2 separate regions of the Homo sapiens genome follow, and region 2 is linked to region 1. Evidence: read pairs that join two places in POLR2A ChIA-PET (ENCODE). Cell type or tissue: OCI-LY7. All regions are shown on one strand.

The links. Peaks named below come from ENCODE experiments on the same cell type or tissue, not always from the same donor. Only the 100,000 strongest peaks of a DNase experiment are listed, where the experiment ranks them.
Region 2: POLR2A ChIA-PET joins it to region 1 with 6 read pairs; 4 of 35 experiments call an interaction of 5 or more read pairs at or near these places.

What each region holds. Positions count from the first base shown.
Region 1 is chr5:43,219,455-43,223,454 of GRCh38, forward strand. The region is part of intron 1 of NIM1K (NIM1 serine/threonine protein kinase); the gene reads left to right. Among named protein-coding and RNA genes, the nearest start is that of NIM1K, 29 kb to the left of the region's middle. In OCI-LY7, no CTCF peak of the experiment used is centred here; a DNase peak (open chromatin) is centred at 2,267.
Region 2 is chr5:43,059,388-43,063,387 of GRCh38, forward strand. All of the region lies in intron 2 of ANXA2R-OT1 (ANXA2R overlapping transcript 1), which reads right to left. Among named protein-coding and RNA genes, the nearest start is that of ANXA2R-OT1, 6.1 kb to the right of the region's middle. In OCI-LY7, no CTCF peak of the experiment used is centred here; no DNase peak of the experiment used is centred here.

The DNA.
Region 1 (4,000 bases):
GGTCTCAAACTCCTGGGCTCAAGTGATCCTCCCACCTCAGCCTCCCAAAGTGCTGGGATTGCTGATGTGAGCCACCATACCTGTCCTGGGGATCAAATTTCAACATGAGATTTGGAGGGGACAAATATCCAAATGATATCAGGTGATATTAAAACAATTATTGAGTTGTGTTACTTACAGATTCCATATACAAATACAAGTACCTTATTAGACACACAATTTGCAAAAACGTTTCCTGTTCTGTGAATTATCTTTACACTTTCTTGATTGTGTCTTTTTTTTTTGAGATGGAGTCTGGCTCTGTCGCCCACAGGCTGGAGTGCAATGGTGCAGTCTTAGCTCACTGCAACCTCCGCCCCCTGGGTTCAAGCGATTCTCCTGCCTCAGCCGCCCGAGTGAGTAGCTGGGACTACAGGCGTGTGCTACCAAACCCGGCTAATTTTTCTATTTTTAATAGAGACAGGGTTTCACTATGTTGGCCAGGCTGGTCTTGAACTCCTGACCTCGTGATCCGCCCACCTCGGCCTCCCAAAGTGTTGGGATTACAGGCGTGAGCCACCGTGCCCAGCCAATTGTGTCCTTTGATGCATACGATTTTTAAATTTTGATAATGCCCAGTTTATGTATTTTTTCTTTTATTGCTTATATTTTTGTATTTTTGGTTTCATATCTAAGAAACAATTGCCTAATCCAAGGTTGTGCAGATTTATGCCTATGTTTTCATCCAAGAGTTTTATATCTTTAGCTCTTACATTTAGGTCTTTAATGCATCTTGAATTAAATTTTGTTTATGGTCTAAGGTAAAGGTCTAACTTTATTCTTCTGCATGTGGGTATCTCTTTTTTTTTTTTTTTTTGGAGATGGAGTCTCACCCAGGCTATAGTGCGGTGGCACCATCTCAGCACACTGCAACCTTCACCTCCCAGGTTCAAGCGATTCTCCTGCCTTAGCATCCCGAGTAGCTGAGATTACAGGTGGGCACCACCACGACTGGCTAATTTTTGTATATTTAATAGAGACAGAGTTTCATTGGCCAGGCTGATCGCAAACTCCTGACCTCAGGTGATCCGCCCGCCTTGGCCTTCCAAAGTGCTGGGATTACAGGCGTGAGCTACTGCGCCTGGCCCACGGTGGCTCTCTTTAATTATTTTGTAGTTATATATTTTTATTTTCTTAACATTTGCTCTAAGGCATACAATATAAATTTTAACTTAATCAAAACCTAGTTTAGATTTATACTAACTTCATTTCAGTGGGATCCAGAAACTTTATTCCTTTGCAGCTCCATTTCCTCTTTTCCTTTGTTATGCCATTATTGTTATGTGTATTACATCTGTATATGTTAAAAATATGACACATAGTTATAATGATTACTTTATATAATGTTAAGTGCTTTGAAGAAGCCGAGAGAAGAAGGTAGTAAGCATAGGGGGGACATGAGAGAAGAAGGCAGTAAGCATAGGGCGGTCATGATAAGTCCCGAGAGTGCAGAGATGCCCTCTGCTCTGCCCTCATGACATCCCCTCTCCTGGAACAGTGTCTGCCACATATTGGTGCTCTCTTGATACACAAATGAATGAATGATGATCTCCATATAGACATTAATAAATGAACTCACAGCGAGTCCCAATAAGGTGTGGAGATAAATAAGAGATTAAGAGAATACTGTTAAGTGAGTTGTGGTGTTGATGGGGCAGAGAGAAGAGTGCCTTTCTGATTTGTCAAAAGAAAAACCTTAGGCTGGGTGCTGTGGCTCATGCCTGTAATCCCAGCACTTTCGGAGGCTGTGGTGGGCCGATCACTTGACGTCAGGAGTTCGAGACCAGCTTGGCCAACATAATGAAACCTGAGCTGGGTGTGGTAGTGCATACCTGTAATTCCAACTACTCAGGAGGCTGAGGCATGAGAATTGCTTGAACCTGGGAGGCAGAGGTTGCAGTAAGCCAAGACTGCGCCACTGCACTCCAGCCTGGGTGATGAGTGAGACTGTCTCAAAAAAAAAAAAAAAAAAAAAGAAAAGGAAAAAGATAGAAAAGAAAAGAAAAACCTTAGATGAATTAAATTTAAAGAGTTTAATTGAGCAAAGACCAATTCTCCAATTGGGCAGCCCCCGAATAAGAACAGGTTCAGAGAGGCTCCAGGGCAGCTGTGTGATCAAAGAAGATTTATGAATAGAAAAAGGAAAGTGATGCACAGAAAACGGAAGTGAGGTACAGAAACAGCCGGATTGGTTATACAGCGTTTGCCCTGTTTGAACACAGTTTGAACAGTTGGCTGCCTTTGATTGGTTGAAACTTGATGACTGGCACAAGGGTAGGTTGATCTATTTATGCATTTAGTTAGGTTACAGTTCACTATTACAGAGAAACCATTAGGCTGAACTTAGAATATTTAAGCAGGCAGCTTTAGGCTAATCTTAACCGATACAAGTAGCTCCTTGAGGACAGGAACTATGTCTTATGCATTTTATGCCCAGCACAGTGCTTAGCATGTAGTAGATGCTCAGTAAATGTTGAATAAACGGATGAAGCATTCTGTGGTTAGTGCAGATCTTGGAGGAGGAGGCATGAGAGTTTCAGTCCCTTTGCTTTCCAAGTGGACAGACACTACCTCTGGCTCACTCAGTGTCTATTATGGCTCTATACTGGTGCTGCTTCTGAGGTCCTGAGGCCATCTATTTTGTTTGTGAAAAAGTTCTGGCCTTGCCTTATGTCCCACATTCCCCAGGGGATTGTCAGCTCCCTTTGTGAATTCTGAGCAGGATGTCCAATCACTGAAGGGTGAGAAATACGATCTTATGGTTTAGGACAGAGCAGAGGAAAGACAGGATGAATTTATAATAATCAAATTGGTGGGTTGCTGGGTGGGCAGTGAGAAGAGAGAGAAGAAAACTATTAGTGATAGACTAAGGCAACTGAGAGAAAACCTGTGGTATTCCACATTTATTTACTCATTCATTCACCCCTGAAACATTTATCAAAAGCCTACTTTGGGCCAGGTGTGGTGGCTCACACCTGTAATCTTAGCACTTTGGGAGGCCGCAGTGGGAGGATTGCTTAAGCCCAAGAGTCAAAGTCAATACTGGGCAACACAGAGGGACCCCATCTATACAAAAAATGAAGAAAAAAAACTAGCCGAGCATGGTGGTGAATGCCTTTAGTCCCAGCTACTTGGGAGGCTGAGACTGAAGGATCACTTTAGCCCAGGAGTTCGAGGCTGCAGTGAACTATGATCTTGCTACTGTACTCCAACCTGGGCGACAGAGTGAGCCTGTCCCTTAAAAAAAAAAGAAAAAAGAAAAAAGAAAGCCTGCTTTGTAGCAGGCTAGAGACAGCATATATCAAAGTGTTCAGCTTACCTTATACCAAGTATTAAATCCTGGACATTAAAAAAATGTTAGATTGTGCTGGGCACAGTGGCTCACGCCTGTAATCCCAGAACTTTCGGAGGCCGAGGTGGGCAGATCACGAGGTCAGGAGTTTGAGACCAGCCTGACCAACACGGCGAAACCCCATCTCTACTAAAAATACAAAAATTAGCCTGGCGTGGTGGTGCATGCCTGTAATCCCAGCTACTCCGGAGGCTGAGGCAGGAGAATCGCTTGAACTTGGGAGGCAGAGGTTGCAGTGAACCGAGATCGTGCCACTGCACTCCAGCCGTGGCAACAGAGCGAGACTCCATCTCAAAAAAAAAAAAAAAAAAAAAAGTTAGGTTGTTATAAAAACATTCAGGAAATAACTATATAGCACACAGTGGTGCTTAAGAACCCTGAGGCTGGGGCCTCCCTGCCTGGGCTTGAATCCCAGCTGGGGAGAGTCACCTGATAGCATCTCCTTGTGCTGACTAAAGCTCCCTGTTCTGTAAACCTGATATATTAGCACCTACCTTCTAAAATTCTTGTAAGGATTAAATAGTTAATACACATACAGTATCTAGAATAATGCCTACCACATAAAATGTGTTATATAAGAGCTAACTGTTATTGACATAATTATTAAGG
Region 2 (4,000 bases), 160 kb before region 1:
GATCCTTTCCTTACACCTTATACAAAAATTAATTCAAGATGGATTAAAGACTTAAATATTAGACCTAAAAACCATAAAAACCCTAGAAGAAAACCTAGGCAATACCATTCAGGACACAAGCATGGGCAATGACTTCATGACTAAAACACCAAAAGCAATGGCAACAAAAGCCAAAATTGACAAATGGGATCTAATTAAACTAAAGAGCTTCTGCACAGCAAAAGAAACCACCATCAGAGTGAAGAGGCAACCTACAGAATGGGAGAAAATTTTTGCAATCTACCCATCTGACAAAGGGCTAATATCCAGAATCTACAAAGAACTTAAACAAGTTTACAAGAAAAAATCAAACAACCCCATCACAAAGTGGGCAAAGGATATGAACAGACACTTCTCAAAAGAAGACATTTATGCAGCCAACAGACACATGAAGAAATGCTCATCATCACTGGTCATCAGAGAAATGCAAATCAAAACCACAATGAGATACCATCTCACACCAGTTAGAATGACGATCATTAAAAAGTCATGAAACAACAGATGCTGGAGAGGATGTGGAGAAACAGGAACACTCTTACACTGTTGATGGGAGTGTGAATTGGTTCAACCATTGCGGAAGACAGTGTGGTGATTCCTCAAGGATCTGGAACTAGAAATACCATTTGATCCAGCCATCCCATTACGGGGTATATACCCAAAGGATTATAAATCATGTTACTATAAAGACACATGCACATGTATGTTTACTGCAGCACTATTTACAATAGCAAAGACTTGTAACCAACCCAAATGTCCATCAATGATAGACTGGATTAAGGAAATGTGGCACATATACACCATGGAATACTATGCAGCCATAAAAAAGGATGAGTTCATGTCCTTTGCAGGGACATGGATGAAACTGGAAACCATCATTCTGAGCAAACTACCACAAGGACAGAAAACCAAACACTACACGCTCTCACTCATAGGTGGGAATTGAACAATGAGAACACTTGGACACAGGGTAGGGAATATCACACACCCAGGCCTGTCATGGGGTGGGGGGAGGGAGGAGGGATAACATTGGGAGGAATATCTAATGTAAATGATGAGTTAATGGGTGCAGCACACCAACTTGGCACATGTATATGTATGTAACAAACCTGCACATTGTGCACATGTACACTCGAACTTAAAAGTATAATAAAAAAATTTTAAAAAGAAAGTAGCATTTTAGAAAACAACTTCTCAATAAATAGCCTATAAACAAAAAAAAAAGTAAAAAGAAAAATAAGTGCATCCTATAGACAACACAACACAATGGGCCATGACCCAGCCAGGACATGCCAACCTGTGAAGCTGGACAGATAGATGCCTAGAGCAGAGCCCAGGCTGCCCACAAGAAATTGCTGAAAACTAAGGCTTAGGACAGACTGGAACCCAGAAAAGAAAGGAACCCCGGTCTTGGTCATGGTTCATGGCACCACTCCTTTATAACAATGCCCTAGAAGAAGCCCATGCACCTCAGTGGGAGCACTCATGCTGTTCTTGGGGAACCTTCATAGGACTGTGCCCTGCCTTGAGCTGGAAGTCTCTGCAGTAGACATCCTTCCATATTTTGTTCTTCATCTTCTGAACGCCTTCAAGGTTTTTCAATTGGAAAAATTCTATCTGCATAATCAACAATGTGCTAAGGAACTCTACTTTTAGATCTTCTTAGAATTCATAGTTCTTTGTACATGAGGATTAAAGCATTCTTCTGTATTCTCCACTTGTGAAATAGATTTGAGGTTGGTGGAGTCAGGATTGGAAACACATACAGGTGGGCAGGGGCATGAAAGGGACTGGGACCCAGATCAGAGCTGGAGGCTGAACTCCAGGGAGCCTTTGAATAGCTATGGATATCACCAGGGTGGGAAGGGACAGTGCTCCACTGTCCTGGGATTCTCTTGAAACTGAGCTTGGCCTCCCTGCTGAGAGCAGAGAACAACCATCAATAAATATTCCTTCAATGGTCTGAAGTTTACGTTTACAGGGTGGAGGTGGAAATTAAATTTAGGGAGCCATGAGGAAGACCCCCAGCCCTGTGCCTTTTGAATTGACAACCATGGCATTTCAGGGCATCAGCTCCAGGTCAGGCATTCTCAGGCAGTTGCATAATTCTGCCAATGTGGGGCCCGCCCACCTCAAAAATCCACATGGATTGGATCCAGCAAAACCAAATATTCAGCAAAACTTCAAGATCTAGCAACACTGAAGGCTCAAGTACATCACCGGTGCATACTTGGCCCAAGGAGGCTATTCTCTCACAATCTCTACCCAGCTCCGGGCCTGCAGCATCTGAGACTCACTCCTTCAAGCTGCAGGTATCCCAGGAAAAAGATTTATGCATCCTCATAGCTTCAACATGCAGTGTGTCAGGCACAGAAAAATGGTTGTCTTCAGAAAGTGATAAAAAAAACATGCAGTAGCAATCACCCTTTGGACTTTGAAACTTTTCTGTCACCTTAGATGTCAGAAACTAAAACCCAGAAACTTGGTGTTGGCATTAATTTGGTCTAGCTATGAAGACTTTTTTTTTTTTTTTTTCACACAGTGACAGTTCTGAATTTGAATATAAAGGAGCTTAGGTGCTATAATCTGAATGGAACGTGGGAATAAAACTGTCTTTGCCTTGTACTTCTTGTTAGATTAATTAAATACCAATTATCAGTATAAGAAAATGGCAATAAATTGTCAAAGTGGAATTGGAAAGTGTTTTTAGGATTTGGATATGAAGCAGGCTTCCCATGTGACCATTCTCACTTCTTATTCTGAAGTCTAACACTCTGCTTTTCTTTCTCTCCCTCTCTTCATTGATTCTTCTAGTGGCTGGTGTTTGGGTATTGTGGGAACTGAGCTTTCATCTCCTATGTTAGCCATAGAGATGAGGGCTTTGAGGGCACCATGGAATCCGATTGCTGGAAATAAATCAATCTTAAAGGAAAGGAAAATTTAAAAATCAGGTGCAACAAAAGCAAAATGAGAAAACTGCTAAACTCTACAATTCTATAAAGAAGAATTGCATAAAAAGGAAATAACAGGAAAAGGTAAGAAAATTTAAAAGGATATCAGAAAATATAGCATACAGGGTCAGAAAGATTTGAGAATATGACGAGATGGTTTTAGAAGGCAGGATGGGGCCGGGCACGGTGGCTCATGCCTATAATCCCAGCACTTTGGGAGGCTGAGGCAGACGGATCACGAGGTCAGGAGATCGAGACCATCCTGGCTAACACGGTGAAACCCTGTCTCTACTAAAAATACAAAAAAAAAAAAAAAAAAAAAAATTAGCCGGGCGTGTTGGCGGGCACCTGTAGTCCCAGCTACTCGGGAGGCTGAGGCAGGAGATTGGCGTGAACACGGGAGGCGGAGCTTGCAGTGAGCGGAGATCGCGCCACTGCACTCCAGCCTGGGAAACAGCGAGACTCTGGCTCAAAAAAAAAAAAAAAAAAAAAAAAAAAGGCAGGATGGGCTGGGCGCGGTGGTTCACGCCTGTAATCCCAGCACTTTGGGAGGCCGAGGCGGGCCGATCGCCTCAGGTCAGGAGTTCGAGACCAGCCTGACCAACATGGAGAAACCCCGTCTCTACTAAAAATACAAAATTAGCCGGGCATGGTGGCCCGCGTCTGTAGTCCCAGGCAGGAGAATTGCTTGAACCCGGGGAGGGGGTGGGGCGGAGGTTGCAGTGAGCCGAGATCTCGCCATTGTACTCCAGCCTGGACAACAGGAGTAAAACTCCGTCGAAAAGAAAGGAAGGAAGGAAGGAAGGAAGGAAGGAAGGAAGGAAGGAAGGAAGGAAGGAAGGAAGGAAGGAAGGAAGGAAGGAAGGAAGGAAGGAAGGAAGGAAGGAAGGAAGGAAGGAAGGAAGGAAGGAAGGAAGGAAGGAAGGAAGGAAGGAAAAAGAAAGAGAGAGAAAGAAAGAAAAGAAAAGAAAGGTGGCAGGATGGAATTTGGAAAAAATTAACATTTTAAAAAT